Regions from separate parts of the Homo sapiens genome. Here region 1 is linked to region 2. The links are chromatin loops, found by intact Hi-C in ENCODE. Cell type or tissue: MCF 10A. All regions are shown on one strand.

Region 1 (8,000 bases), 1.0 Mb before region 2:
CCTGCTCCCTGCCACCTAGAAGCCCAAACATGATTTTGGTATGTCACATGTAGGTCGGCTCTGTCCTCATTCCTCACCATCTCATAAGGTCCTCAGCTCTCTTTTGCTGTATTTGTCATTTTCTTATTTTATTCCCTTATCCCTCTATCTAGTTCCCTTATCCCTCCATCTGACTTTTCAACTAGTTTTTTGCTCCTATCAAACCACCTTAGCAATAGCCCTTGAAATGATATGTTAAAGTTATAGTTTAAATATCATAATTTAATGATAATCTTTGAATGATAAGGACCTCCTTTTTCTGCTATTACTACTTAAAGTCATGCCTAATATTCCGAATGTTAATCATTTTGCAATTCTTGCAAAATTTAATGCAAGAGAGGTTGCAAACTTTTGGTGTATGGAAGTGAGAGAATGAATAAGTGGTTTGGCACGGTTTAATTTTGACTGTGGAGTAAAGAGAAGAACCACTCAATCTCTGGAAAACAAAGATTATCATGTGTGATGAAGAATTAATATTAGGGGACAGATATAACACCTTATATATTACTTACTTTAGTCCTTACATATTTTGTAAATGAGGAAAGTTCAGAGACAGGACCAGTAATTTGCCCAAGAGCATATTTGTAGCAAATGGCCGAACCAGGATTCAAATTATTTGTCTGCATTGTTGATAGATGTCTATATAATATGAATTCAGTAGGAAAGGAGGAAGGGTAAGAAAGGGGGTTCAAAAGGAATTCATGCCCCATCTGTATACATCCCCTACAAACTCTCCAAAAAGACTTGAAATTCCAGAATAGAAGTTTCAATTCCTTTGGTTAAAATATTGTTCTGTTAAGAAGCAAATAAAAGCGATGTGGGAAAGATTAACTTTCAGCTCTCTGTCATTGTCACATTCATGACAGTTACCTTTGGAACTCTTCCTGAAAGTTGACTTTAATAATCAAAAGAGCCAGTGTGCCAGAAAGAGCTAGTACCCTATATAAACAGCCTCAGGCTTAGGGCTGAGGTGGGATCTGCTTTAGTATTTTGGTCCTGGCACTGTGTAATGTATGCCTTTCCTAGATGTTCCAAAGGAAGTGGCCATAACTTAAGAAAATCTAATTTGAAAAAGAATTAGAGAAGGATAATCATTGAAACACCTCTGCCCTGATTCAGTATATAATTTAACACTAATTTTCCACTCCTAAGGAGATGTTTATGCCATCTGTTTCGTGCTGTCTACACAGCCAGCTTCACAGTAGTTTATTCTTGGTCTCTTTGAATATACTGCATTTCTTGAGGGTTATTAACAAAAAGGCTTTTTGCTTTCAGATATGGCTCCTGGTTCATAACAATTCAAGAGCAAACAGATTGATGCTATAGAGTTTAAAGAGGTGCCCATCCTAGAACCAAACAAGGACCAACCAAAGATCATAAAGAAGGTCTACAGATTTTAAATAGCTGTTCTTGGAAATAAAAAGAAAAAAAAAAACAGAGGAAGGGAGGAAAGAAAGAAGGGAAGAAAGGAGGGAAGGGAGCAAGGGAGGGAGGCGGGAAGGAAAGGAAAAGTTTATCTTAAAACTCTGTCTTTTGTTCTATACATGGTCTTTGCCAGCCTATTTCTAGAGACTTCAAACAATACTATCTACATAGCCCATATAACTGAGCTGAGCTGAAAGCTACCTCAAGCTCCATGTTTTTTGTTTGTTTGTTTTGTTTTGTTTTTGAGATGAAATCTCACTCTTGTCACCCAGGCTAGAGTGCAATGACGCGATCTCAGCTCACTGCAACCTCCGCCTCGCGGGTTCAAACGATTCTCCTGCCTCGGCTTCCCAGTAGCTGGGATTACAGGTGCCTGCCACCACGCCTGGCTAATTTTTGTATTTTTAGTAGAGACGGGATTTCACCATGTTGTCCAGGCTGGTCTCGAACTCCTGACCTCAGGCTATCTGCCTGCCTTGGCCTCCCAAGGTGCTGGGATTACAGGCATGAGCCACCATGCCCGGCGAAGCTCCATGTTTTTATTGGGAGCTTTTATTTTCTTGTGTACTATCATCAACTTAATGACACAAACAAAATTTGCTCCCCAATACCAAAGCAGTGGGTTTTGTCTTTGTTAGACCTCTAATACCCCAAACTTATTTCCAACTTGGCTGTTGCCTGCAAAGAAACAGAGAAGAGTTAAACATAATGAATGACCAATAAATGTCAACTATGATGATGATGATTGATAATGATAATGATGATTGAGATCATTTTTGCTAATGAATATTTAAAAGACATAATTTATATCATGTGACTGTTGTAATTTCCATTTCTGCATGTACCTTTTTGTCTACTTAATTTTAAAGTCATTGCACAAGTATGCATTTGGGTACATACACATAGTCTACAGTTTTGAAATTTTTCATTTAATATGATCCAAGGAACCTAAAATTTGTCATTTAAAAAATTTCCATTTGTCATTTCTACTTTTCTACCCCCAGGAGAGAAGTAAATAATGCTTCTTTAAAGATAGTATTCCCCAACTCACTCATAACTCACCCAGGGCTCCTTCCATTGCAACCCAAAAGCCTCCCAGAATAGCACTGCTCTCATTCTTGGGAACCTCAAACCTATGAGGATGATGGACAGAATTTTAGTTCTCCATCCTCGGAGAGTTGGCAGAAACCACATTCCTGTAACAAGTCAGAGCCTCAGAGAAGAACAGCATTCTCAATACTTAGTCTCAATACTCAATACTTGGTCAGCTTGTGTTGACTTAAGGGTCTGGGAGTATGCTTGGGGAACTTCATGTCCTCTTTTTAAGAAAAAGGTATTATTTGGAGCTATTAAGTAGTTTCAGAACACAAATTATAAAAGTCATCTACCCTATGTGTTGCATTGGTTTTTTTTTTGTTTTTTTGTTTGTTTGTTTGTTTTTTAGTATTTGCAAAAGTCAATAGGGAAACATACCAAACAAGGTACCTCACATCTTTCTCTGTATCTACAGATCTTCTTATTATGGTGTACATGACAGACACCTACTACATTATGTCCAATAATCAATTAATGAGATGCTATCCCTAAGAAATCTCATGAGCTAGTGACATCAGATGTTCAAGAGGGATAGAAAGATAAATAAAGGTATGTTTGTGGTGAACATGGACTTCGAACCCATTGCCAAATCTTCAGAGTGAGTGAAAATGGAGTTTATTGAGAAAAAGAGTTCATGCACTTTAGACGCTTGGATCCATGTAGCATCCTATAAATCAGAACAGTGGTGGGATTTTAAGTTAATTAGGGCATGATCAAGAGTACTCAAAGAAAGTTTACAAAGACCACCTGCTTGAGGTGCATATGATAAATCTGGGAAAATCCTCCCAGTAGAGGGGGCTATAGGCTTATCAGTTGTACCTGTCACAACATGCAAACAGGGCAAATCTGAAGATTCCATTTATCTGTATATCCCTAGGACATTCTTGCTATAGCAAGATACATATCAAATATATCTATCCTATATCAAATACACACATATCTATTTAACTATTCATCTACTTATCAATATTTTTATCATCATCATCACAATATAGAAATTGGGGCTTGGGTGTGGAGAGTAAACAAAAGGAAGGTTGTATTTAACTCCAGGAAATGATAAGGGGGAAAAGTAAGGAACTGGAAAGAAATATTTTATATAGTTTTCCAAGCTTGAAAAATTCTGAACGTTTACAGGAAGATGAAAAATCCCTGGAGTCATTTATGACAACATAGATGGAATTGGAGGACATTAGGCTAAGTGAAATAAGCTAAACACATAAAGACAAATACTGAATGTTCTTACTGACGTGTGGAGTCTAAAACAATTGAACTCATAGAAACAAATAGGGAAGAGGTGTTTACCTGAGACTGGATGGTGGAGGATTGGCGAGATGATAACAAAGGGTACAAAGCCTTAGATAGGAAGAATGAGTTTGTTTTTGGTTTTTGTTGTTGTGGTTTGTTTGTTTTTTGAGATCTATTGCACAGTGTGGTGAATATAGCTAATCACTGAATACTGCATATTTCAATATAGCTAAGAGAGTAAACCACAAATGTTTTTTATCACAAAAAATGCCAAATATTTGAGGTGATGAATAGGTTAATTAGCTCTATTTAAACATTCCACATTGCATTCAAAAATCATTACATTGCTTTTTACCCCATAAATATATACAACTATAATTTGTCAATATATCATTTTTAAAAATCATTAGAATCCATTTTCTTGGTCCTTGTGGGATTGATAACAAGTTCATGTTGCACATGGAAAGTTCTGACTTACTAGGATCATGATTCCTGAGGTCAAGGTGGAGTGGGATGGTGGCTAATATGCATATCTATTTCCAAGAATCTGGCACTAGCAAGCACTATTCAGGTTGTTTGGAAGCTAGTACAGAGGACCCCTGTGGAAAATGTTAAGGCTGAGGAAGAAGAACCCAGTACCTAGGAATCCTGACTCTAAAGAAATAAGGAGACAAAAGAGACTTATCCAGAAAAGTGATCGGCAAGGTACTTGAAGAAAGCTCTAAAGCTGATTGTTAGTGGGACAGATATAGTTAGTTGTAACAATCAATTGTTTTCTGATCCACATGCAATGACCTGTTGATCCCAGTTCACCAAAGATGGAAAAAAAAAACAAAACAGTAAATCTAACTCATAGGAAAGTCATTAATAATGACAGCAATGATAGAAAATTGTCCCTTTCTTCTCCTGTCAAGTAGGATAGGGTGCTATAGCCATCAAGGCCCCAGGGTTCAGCATGACTAGGATTTGAAGACAGGGCATAACTACTGTGCTAGAGGCTTGAGGTGCAGGAAAGAATAAGGTCAGGAGGTGTCACAATGAAAACCGATAAACAGCTCTAATTGGACCGTTTTAACGGCTCCCAAGAAGATTGTGTAAGGGCCCAGCAATCTCCCATTGCAAGAGAGAATTTTAAAGTCCTGGTAATTCCAGTGGTGGTAGCTCAGAGCCAAACAGATTCCTATCACCCTCAGTTTTATTATTCATACTAAAAATAAAAACACTTCAAGCTACATCTATCTAAAATTAAATAAACAAAAAGTGATAAACTGGCTTGTTGCAGGTTCATGGGTTGCCTCTGCCAGCGAAGACATATTGTCAATTTACTCTGTAAACTTTCCACAGGCGAAGTGGCTATTTCAAAATATTTTCAGTGGGTTCTTCATAACAGAATAGCAGAAATGTGAGATTTGCAGTGACCTTTTCATATGCCTTTAAGAGATTTTTTTGAATTGATCAAGTAAACAAATGGAAAACTTGCTGTTTAATTCAATGTCACTGCTTTCACTGAGTATGATATCCACCCCCTTCTTGCTCCCTGCCCCCAGTGTAACAACAGATTTCGTTACACCCGTTTTAATAAATGGCCAGCATTTCACAATATATGTTTATATTATCTTAAACCTGTAATCCCTTAAATATTTGGAGCATAATAACTTCATGCAAGAGATAAAATAATTTTAGAGCTAATGTAGACTTTAGGAAACATACAGTTAATGCAACCATTTATAGATTTAAAAAATAGGCTAAGAGATATTATTCAACTTTCCTAAAGTGATTCAGCAGAGCCAGAAGTACATTTTAATCTTTTAATTCCAAGTCTCCTATTTTTTTTCTCCATTGCACTTTTATTTGAATGTAATATTTGGGACAATTATCCAAAAGGGCCAATAGTCCCCAGTTTAATCTGCAGTCATAATAAAACAAGCAACAAAACAGTGTTTGGGATTTCAATTTCTCACCCTTATCATCAAGACTCACTACCTCCCATCATCAATATTTATTGAGCATTTACGGTGTACTAGGCACAATAGAACATACAGAAAACATTGTCCCTGCTCTTGAGGAGCTTACATCCTAAAAGAAAAAACACACCTTTTAAAATGGCATTTTTGTCTGGTGTTTTCTGCAGAGTACTGAGGAAATATTTTGTAAAGTGAGCTTTGGGTGTAACTTAGCCCCATCATTATTTAGAGAATAGAGGGAGAGAAAGAGGAAGGATTTTAAAGGCAGACAATGACAGACAATTCAGGATAGGTAGGGTTTTAAAAGGAGATAAACACACTAAGGAGAGATTTGCTGCAGTAAATAGGATGAGGGAAGTAGTTTGTGGGATGCGAGCAAAGGAAGCAGGATGTCTTAGATATTGAGTAGAGCCAGAAAGATCATGCAGCCTTTTTCCAAGTACGTGGCCACCAAGTAGGAATGGCTGGTGACAAGACAGAACGCTAAAAAAGGAAGGTAATCTTGTGCCCTTGACACATAGAAAGAACAAGGGACCAAAATTGAAGGCAAGCTATAAGAGTATCAAGAAACTCTTAGAAACCAAAAAGTGATTTGGAAGCACAAAACATAGTTAATGCTACCCAACGTCATGATAGGCCAAGAACACTGTGGATTCCTAAGTTAGAAAATGCCATATACCAAAATTTTAAATGGAACATATTCCTTTTTTTTTTTTTCCCAATCAATCTCCCCCTCTCCCAGAAAAAATAGGAGCTCATTTTTTTCAGAGTGGGGAGGAAGAGAGGGGATCATGGGACATGGTTGGAAACAGTAGTGATATTAGTAGTATTTTTGTTGTTATGATAAACTTTGAGAGGGGATCTTGGGACATGGTTGCAAACAGCAGTGATATTAGTAGCATTTTTGTTGTTATGATAAACTTTGTGTTTAAACTTGGAAAAGACCATTAGCTGCCAAGAGGGAATAAGGAATAAATTTCAAAAAATCTACAATTTCCTTTAGAGAAGTTTCAGAACCAAAAGACTAAGTTACATGAAAAGCTGTGGAAAAAGTAGTTGAAAAGTCCATTCATAAAACTTTTATTCCAGTTGCATGAATTTAATACATGTGTTCTTAACAATTATGCTTGGATTGTTCATGAAAATTTCATAAGACATTAAACCAAGCTGGCCATCATTTCAAGTTATTTGCCTGTTAACTGTCTTTACAGCACATGCATGTTAGGCAAGTATCAAAAAACAAAAATCACAAAAGAAAAAACCTTAAAAAAAACTAAATACATGGGTTTTTATTTTACTGCTGTGTTTGATATACATGAAGTAATGAATATCAAGCAATTCATTTTTCCTGCATCTTTACTTTTTCATTTGTTCTTAGGTTGCCTAAAACATTTAAATACAAATAAAATAAATGTAGCAAAAATAATGAAAGCTAACAGCAGGTAACTTTACAAATAATGAAATGTGAACCATTTCTGCCCTTATCCAGAGTAAAATGGGTCACAACTTTGTCTAAAGGAACCCTTCTGCAGCTGTAGTCAAAGGTGTGCACAGTGAGATTAAGTATTCCACAGATATACATGGTTTAACATGCGGTATCCATGGGATATCTGTTTCTACCACAGCCTTGTAAGTGCTCCAAACCTTAACGTACCCACAATTACTACACCTGTGACTGGAACCAATGATCCCTTTTATTCCCCACCAGGACAAACCAATATGTAGACAGTTTTCTTTGCTTAGATATGGACGCAGTTTTAACACTCGCCCTTGTGAAGCCACAATGTACCGAAAGTACTATAGCAAACATTTACAACTTGTATAAAAATTCCACATCCCCATATTGGCCACCTCAAGATGAAAACAGATAACTCCCTAAATGTTAACTGGCTCTACTCCCCTAATATATATATATATATTTATATACACACATATATACATATATATGTGTATATATGTATATATGTGTGTATATATATATGTGTATATATGTGTGTATATATGTGTGTGTGCATATATATACACACACATATATATACATATATATATATATTTTGTGGGTGTGTGTTGTGTGAGACGAAGTCTCACTCTTGTCCCCCAGGCTGAGTGCAATGGCGTGATCTTGGCTCACTGCAACCTCTGCCTCCCAGGTTCAAGCGATTCTCCTGCCTCAGCCTCCTGAGTAGCTGGGATTATAGGCACCTGCCACCGTGTCCAGCTAATTTTTGTATT
Region 2 (8,000 bases):
AGAGCCCTATCCAGAGCCTTTTCTCAGTTACCCACAACACCAGGAGAATAAACTTGGTTAGCCAAATTCGATCCATCCCACAGAGCCAGTTCTGCTTACCAGAACTGCCTAGTGACCCACTAGGCACTCACATTCTATATCTCCCACCTCCTCCTCCACAAGGCCTCTTTTCTCCTTCAAACTTACTGCAGAATCCTCCTTTGACATTTTCTCCCTGTAAGGGAAGTGTCTCAAACCAGCCAAGAGGCCAAAAGAAGGCAGAAAGCGGGAAATCAACAGGTAGGTCAAGCCACAGGCCTTAAGTGACTTAGCCAATCTATACCTAGCCTTGGATAAACCACTAGTCTCCAGCCAAATCTTTCTATCACAGAGTGTCTGCTTTGTTGCACCTCTCTGCTCCTTATGAGATGATTCAGGGCCCACAGATCATCCAGTTCCAGGATTCCTTCACTGACAATAGATTTACACAGCCCAAAGAAAAAGCAATTTTCCCTTCTGTCCACTGAGCCTTCCTGCCACTGAAGTCACCCTCCCTTTCCCTTAAATCCAACACCACTGGAGAAGCCACTCCCGGGCATTCCTTCTTTGCCAGCTACAAAGCAAGTTCCAGCCACTGCATTTCTGTAATCATTAAATCAGGCCTCCCAATTAAGGAATCTGCAACTTCTGCTCACCTTGGAAATCACTGAAGGATCTGAGAAGGAAATCACATCCTGTAATCCAGCCATCAGAGAAATCACTGAGCAGATAAATAGGCTGTGCCCAGCTCCTCCTCTCCCTACGGCCCCTCAGACCAACAATGACCAGGAGCAATTAGTACCGTTATGTCCCCATGCATTTCCCAGCTACATCTCAACTGAGATGGTTTCCCCTTGTAATACTAATTGAAAACAATTTTTTTGGCAAAACCCTGAAGAATGGCTTCTGTGGCAAGCTTCTTTATTAAGCCTCCAAAAAGGCAGAATGCATTAAGATATTGTGACACAGGAACTGTGAGCAGGGAGGATGAAGACAAGCAATCCAGCCAAAAGCTATTTGAAAAATCTGTTTGGGAGCCACAATTAGATGATCCAGTGAGTGAAATACAATTAATCTGATCAAATCTGTCACTATTTTGCACATTAGGAGTAAATATTTTAGAACACAGTCCAGCTGAATTAGTTAAGGGTAGGAAATCCTGCCTGGGAGAATCTGTGTTACACCTACTAGTACGCTCAGGGCAGGGTGATCTGGGAGGGCCTAGAAATATCAGCATCTCCCCATTTCTCTTCACCAAGATGCAGTGTTGGGCCCATTAATTGAGAACTACCTGGCAAGTATTCCAAGCAGATACACTGCAGGGGCAGCAGCCTGCAAATCGCTGCCACTTCGAGTGCGCTGCTGGAAGGAAATGAAGACCAATGTGAGGGCAGATGCAGTGTTTTCACCTTGGCACCAGGAATGGGGGCCCCATGAAGGGTTAATCCAAGAAGGAGGGGGTGTGGAGAAGTGGACTGTGCCTTCACAACTTTCCACTCTCCAGAGCCATTTGCCAACTCACTGAGCAAGCAGGGAGGCTTCTTCTTTCATTTGAAGGAAAAGGACAGAATAATGTGTTTTTCTGTTTCCCTGTAAGCCACGGGGACTGGGCTCCCTCTGGGTGTTTTTGAAACACTCTCTAACCCATTAATCACCAGGATTCCAGCTGGAGGCAACTGGAGAGAAAAAATAGCAAATCGCTCCTCCAGAGTAAAGGGTCCAAGGCCAAGTCCACTCACTTTCCAGCCAGAGCACCTGGCAGGCAACATGGTCAAGAGGTGGTACCCAGATCCCATGCCCTCCTGATTCCTTTGCCCAAAGCCAGTTGCACTCCTTCTCCTTTGTCCCCAAAGCCATCTCTTCTCAGTCCTGGGACCAAGGCAAATACCCAGCCCAAGCCTTGGTCAAGGGTCTCCTCCTGCACCCTCAACCACCTGGGGCACACACTGGACCAATGGGGTGGGCTGAAGGCCCTTCTCCTTCATGTCCCACCCTGCATCCCTGACTGTAAACTCAGTCAGAATGGAGTTCAATTTTCAATTTCATAGGGTTACTGAAAACGCTCCCCAAAAGGGAACTCATATCAAGCAATCAGGTGCATCAGAGACACTTGGAAGAAGAGCAAGGAAACCCTCATTGTGTTAAAAATTAAACTGGTGGCCTCCTGAATAAGGACATGTCTAATACTCCAGAAGCCAGAATAAAAGATAAAATTCTCTTTCCACGTCATAAGAGCCTGGAGCTAGGCCCCATGTTCTCTGTTTTACGGACATCTCCCTCCACTTTGAAACCAATGATGAAGGAATCTTCCCAAAGTGTCCTCATCCCCATCACTCTTCACCCTGGCTTTTATTTACAACACCTTCTTTTCCTGCCATCAGGAAAGGGGGACAGGAGAAAAACCAGCTGGGTCAATGTTGCTGAAACTGGTTTCCCAGTGACTCTCCAGGAGATTTCCTTAAAGTCTCAAAGACAGGGCCATGTGAGTATGCTTCTCCATCTTCTTTACACAGGCTCACAGACCTGATAATCAAGGATCTCTCTCTCGTATTGCCTACAAAATGTGGTCAGAAGAGACAGGTCCAGCCTAGGGGCTAAAGAGGCAGTTATTCCCCAGATTGGAGAGAGAGGACAGTGCGTGGCCCTACATCCACCTGTGGTGCTCTTGCATGGGCAGTAAGGCTGGCCAAGAGCACAACCAATAAGTCCCTGTGGGCTGTTCATACATTGTCCAATCTCATTGCTGTCACCAAGGTCTCCAAGCCCAACTGCTCCAGTCCCCAAGCCCCTTTGGCCGTCATTTGACTGAAGAGTCATTTCCCCAGGGAGCACGGGCCAGACCTGCCCCTCACCTCTTCTGCTGCACAACTGCTTTGAAGATGAGCAAAGAAGGCCATGCACAGTTAACTGCTATTTGCAGGAAGCATTTTCTCTAAAGTCCCATCTTCAGAGGCTTTGTAAATACTCAAAAATAATCCTTAAAATAAAAGCAGAGACACAGAAAAACTCTTCAGGGAGGGTGAATTTATATTGTCCTAATGTGGCAGTAGGGAAGCCACAGATGTAAAGACATTGCATCCTCCTCTTCCTAGGATATATTTACTTCCACACATCCTATCCATCCATCCATCCTCCTCACCAAGTAAGAACCCCAACACACACACACACACACACACACACACACACACACCCTAATTATCAAACTAAAATGAAGTTGGGATTCACAACCCCTGCTGTCAGAGAATCAACCCTGAGGTCAGAGAATCTCCCCCCAGCACACACATATCCAAGTCCTCTTGGAAGGGACTTGGAAGTCTTCAATCACCCAGCCCTGCAAAGGCACACATTGTCCACCCCTCTCGCCAGAGCTGTCAGCCCGAGGCTACGGGGGTCTTCATCCCAGGCAGATGAAGCCCGCCATCGCGCTGCTGCGAAGCTGGACTTCACTGGTCCTTCAAGACCAGCATGGGCTACCCAGGCTGGGCTGCCCGCGCTGTGCATCATTAGAAACCAAGAAATCTGCACTTTGGTATTGCTTATGTACTACCTTCTGCGGACCCCTCGCTTTCCTCTTATTAGATACCCAATCCTGGACATCCCAGGCTCTGTTAAAATAAGGCAAAAATTTCCCAGAGAAATTTTGTCAAACACCGGTCATGAAGAGAAATACAAAACGGCAGGGAGTTGCGGGGTGAGTTCCTATCAAATCAGTTCCCCAAGGCTGCTTGTACAGACACCCGTCATCCTCCGCCTGGAGCGTGCACCCTACCCAACGCCAGGTTCTGATCTGAACCATGGAGCCAGAGAAGAGGAAAGGATTTTCCAAATCTGGCTCTAGTAGGGACCGCGGGAGGGAGGGAAGTCGGGGAGATGGTGGGAACCTGTCCCCCGCCTTTTCTTTGCTTGGCTGCACAGCGCTGGGTGCCGGCGAGGTAGGGGGAGCCCCTCCGGGCACGCGCTGCGGGCCGCTGCAGCTGCCAGGCAGGCGCGATGCTCAGTCGGGCGCCCAGTTCGGAATGCCGGAGTAGGCCAGACCGGGCTCAACGACGCCACCTCTCGGTACATCCTTGTCCAGGAGAACCCGGTGGCGGGGAAAAGCGGGTGGAGAGGTGTGCAGGAAGCTCAGGCACCCAACTCCGCTCAGGGAGCCGTTTGTGGCGCAGGACGCAATGGTGAAGTCGAGAGTTTTCTGCTGAGCGACTTCCGTGTGCCTGTGCGTGCGTGAGGGCGAGCGGTGTGGCATGAGCGCTGGATGGGTGTGGAATTTCGCTTCACGCTTTAAACTTTTTTTTACGGCCTCTGCTACGGCTTTCCAGGGCCGCTCCCTGGACTTTGAAGGAGGAACCGGGGTTACCTGAAGGCCAAGGCTGGGGGCCGACTTGGCCGAGCCTCCCTCTTGGGCTGGAGGACTGCGCGCCTGGAGCGGATAGCAGCGACCCCGAGGCGAGCAGGAGGCTGGGAGTCCGAATGGCCTTCCGGGTTCCCTTTCGCGTGACGGGAGGGGGGGTGGGGGTGGGGTGGGGGTAGGGGGAGCCCGGCAGCCGCAGGAATCGGTCTGTTCAGCGGCTCCCGCCCCAAGTCAGCCCTTTTTCTCATCCAAGAATTCAAGCACCCCGCAAACAGGAAAACTGACCCTCCAAGCCAAGTATTGGAGAAAGTGAGCACAGATCCCTCCCCCACTCATCTTTAAGAAGCCCCTTCCTCCACTCCCCTCCCGGCGGCCGAAGCCTAGGGTCTCCAGTAAACAAACACACACAGCGTCTAACAACAAACTCCGTTAACCTGTTGGGGGCGTGGGGGGAATCGGACAAACCTGTTATCTCGAAAAGTCGAGGCGTCCCCCGCCTCGACCCCCGAGCAACTATCTGTCCCTCGCTCCCACCCACCCCCCCATTCCCCTTCGGTGTCAGGAAACAGGCGGACCCGCCGCCGGGTGGGTACTCACGCTGCTGTTGTGTCCCGACCAGTGCACCATGGCTTGGTTGTGGGCCGAGTCCCCGGTCAGCGCGAAGGAGGTGCTGGGCAGCCGGAGGTCTTCAGCCGCCGACCCCCCAGCCCGCGGCGCCTTCACCTCCTCCCGGGAACCCTTAGCAAGGGGACGGCTTCCTCTGGAACCATCGGCCGGAGCAGTGGCCCAGGCGTCCCCGCGTTCCTGGGTGATTGGGGGCTGCGCCCGGCGACTCCTCCTCGCGCCGCCAAGCTTGGCAGGAGCTGGGATGCCCCGGCCCCGCCGCTCGCCTGCCGGTGATGTCCCTCCGGCTTCCACCTGCATCTCACCGCCTCTGCCGCCGCCCTGCTGGGGCAGCAGCTCTGGTCCGGCCCGGCGCCCCAGCACGGCGGCTCTCCGCGCCGACGCCAGCTCCTCCGGCCACTGGCTGGCCACTGCCCGCGGCGAGAGTGGAGACAACGCCGGTGGCCGCGAAGCCGGGGCCGCCGGGCGTCCGGGACCGCCTGTCGCGTCCCAAGTGATCTCGGCGCCGGCCAGGACCCACGTCGACAAGAGTAGGAGCCCCGTCCGGACAAGCGGCGCCCCCGGCCTGCCTGCGGGGCGCTCCGTGCGCGCCGCCTCCATCCCGCTGCGGCTACCGCGGCTCGGGCTGCCGAGTGTGTGGCGCCCGCCGAGGTGCGGGTCCGGCGCGGGGGGTGTGCGCGCGCCGGCGAGCGAGCGAGCGTGTGTGTGTAGGGGGAGTGGGGAGGGGGCGGCCGGGAAGGAGGTGGCTCCGGCTGGCGCGCCTCGCCGGTCCTCTCCACTCTTCCCTCCTAGCTCCCGCTCGCCCGTTCTCTTGTCCAGAGGGTGATTCCAAACCCGAGGAAAATTAATAATTGCCCCTTCGGTGCTTTCTTTCTTAAAATCAGATTCCCCCCAATCCTCCCCACTGAGCTCCTCCAGAAATTTGGTAAAAAGGAGTAATCAAAGGTAATAAGAAAATCTTCTTAAAATATGAAAATCAAGCCGGATCCAGGAGGGGCCGGCAATAGACCCCAATCCCGAGTCTCTCCGAAATCCAGCCTCCAACGTGCTCCCGGCGAAGAGTTGGGAGCCGCTTCTGGACGCGTTTGGGGGTTTACTCTTCGGGCCTGTTATGAGGGGCGGGAGATGGCGCGCGGGGAGGGTACAGGGGTCTCGGGGGAGAAGGAGGAGGAGTTGTGTGCTCAACGCCAACTGTTCGCGTTCTAGAGCCGAGAGGGAGCCAGGTGCCTCCGCGCGGGGAGGCTGCGCACGGAAGCCAAGCGCGGGATGCACCCTGGACTCTGCTCGCCGCTCCCTGGCCCGGCCGGCTCCCGGCCAAACCCCGCCACCCAAGGCCTGCGCCCCCGCGCGGGGGCGTGGGGAATGCGTGCGTGCGCGTGCGTGCGCGCAGGCAGGCGGGCGTGAGGCGAGGGGTTCGCAGGGGGCCGGCGGGCAGACCGGGCGCTGCCGCGTGGGGGCACCTGGCTGAGCCGGGCCGGGAGCGCGGCTGGGTGTGAGGGGGCGCGCGGTTCCGTGCGTGCGCGTTTGCACGAGCATGTGTGCACGTTAGTGTGAGCGATGGCAAGTGGGGCGGGGGCGGGAGGTGTGCGCTCGGCTTTTGGTCGCGTGCGGATCACGCACGGGCTGTGTTTGCATTTCCAGGAGCCTGCGAGTGGTCAAAGAGGCAATGCTGAGAACTAGGCAGGCCGCTCTCGGCAGCCCCCTCCTCTTGGCGCCCCGAGCACCCACGGCCCCCACTACAAGCGGTTAGAACCTGATAAAGCCTCCTAGGGGATGAGGGAAAAGAGGCGGAAGGCCCCGGTGGGATCGGGGACTTGCCAGATCTTCTCGGTTGAGGGATTCTCCTTGCCCCGACCTCCCGGCCAGAGGTGGGGCGAGAGAGTAGTCGAGATGTCTGTTCTTCCAGGGAGGATCCAGACCTCATTTTGCTGCCTAGGATTTTGAGGTCGTGCCCTCACTCTCCCCAGTCCGTTTCTGAACGGACTCAATTGTTTCAAAGTGTCGGCCGCCAGTTAAGAGGGTACTCAGGCGGGAGCCGCGTGGGCTTATCTGGTCCCCAATCCGCTACTGCAGGAGTGTAGCCTGCGCGCTTGGTGCAGCTGAGATCCTTCGTGACCGTAGGAAGAAGGAGACTTCAGGTGGGCTGAAGGGAAATGAGCTAAACCCACAGACGACCTCGAGCTGCGGTTTACAGGCCCCAGGACATGTGGTGTAGCTCGCCGCCTCCGAGAAGCCCCTGGGATTCTAGGGGTTGAAAAGTCTGAGACTAGAGGAGCTAGAGGAGGAGCTATTAAGAAAGGAGGAGGCAGGAGGGAGGAGGCTTAGGGAGAGAGAGACAGCCTCCAGCCCTGCTCCTCCCCTTCGGGAGTAGATAGAGTTCCTCCTCTCTAGAAGATGGTTAAAGTGGAGCGAGAGGGAGGGGAATGCGCGGAGAGGAAAGAAAGGTGAGAGGAAGGAATGAAGGAGAAAATAGAGGGAAAAGGGGAGAGAGGAAAGACAAGATGAAGGAGAAAAGGGGCGAGAGAATGGTGCAAAAGGAAGAGGGAGATAGAAGAGGAGGCGAAAGGGCGCCAGGTAAGAGCCAAGAGGGATGGAGGAGGCAGAAGAGGCGACTGAGAATCTAAGCTGGCCAAGGAAGAAGACATCCAGCGATTCCCGAGAGCCCCCGCCCTCTTGAACTTGCCTTTCCACCCGGTGCCAAAATGGCAATTAGCAGCGGGGGAGGCTGGGCCAAAGAACCAAGCCAGCGACAACGTCCGGCCCAGAATGGTGCGGGTCCTGGCATCTGTGGGTTTCCAAAGACAGGGAGTAGCGGGTATTCCTAAGAAAAGTTCCAGCGCCGCAGGCCCAGGTGGGCGCGGGATCGGGCGCTGGACGAGAGCCGGCCATCCGCGAGTTCCCAGCGCCCCTGCCGGAGGAGGCCCGGCGCTGCAGCCCGAGCCGAAGCTCGGGGTTCGGGAGGGACGCGGTGCTGCTCTTCTCTTCAGGCTCTGGGCGGAGGTGCCACAGT

Evidence for each region. Hi-C counts contacts between places; a loop is a spot of excess contacts. Peaks named below come from ENCODE experiments on the same cell type or tissue, not always from the same donor. Only the 100,000 strongest peaks of a DNase experiment are listed, where the experiment ranks them.
Region 1: a loop joins it to region 2, with 5 times the contacts of the local background. A loop is called at or near these places in 2 of 110 quality-filtered maps.

What each region holds. Positions count from the first base shown.
Region 1 is chr10:105,687,355-105,695,354 of GRCh38, reverse strand. The region is part of intron 3 of LINC02627 (long intergenic non-protein coding RNA 2627); the gene reads left to right. It also overlaps the pseudogene YWHAZP5. Among named protein-coding and RNA genes, the nearest start is that of LINC02627, 130 kb to the left of the region's middle. In MCF 10A, a CTCF peak has its summit at 3,359 (motif pointing right); a DNase peak (open chromatin) is centred at 3,374.
Region 2 is chr10:104,638,918-104,646,917 of GRCh38, reverse strand. It overlaps SORCS3 (sortilin related VPS10 domain containing receptor 3), which reads right to left and starts at 5,628. Exons shown (of 27, transcript NM_014978.3): 1 at 4,964-5,628. The coding sequence starts at 5,590. In MCF 10A, CTCF peaks have their summits at 4,075 and 7,879; a DNase peak (open chromatin) is centred at 4,077.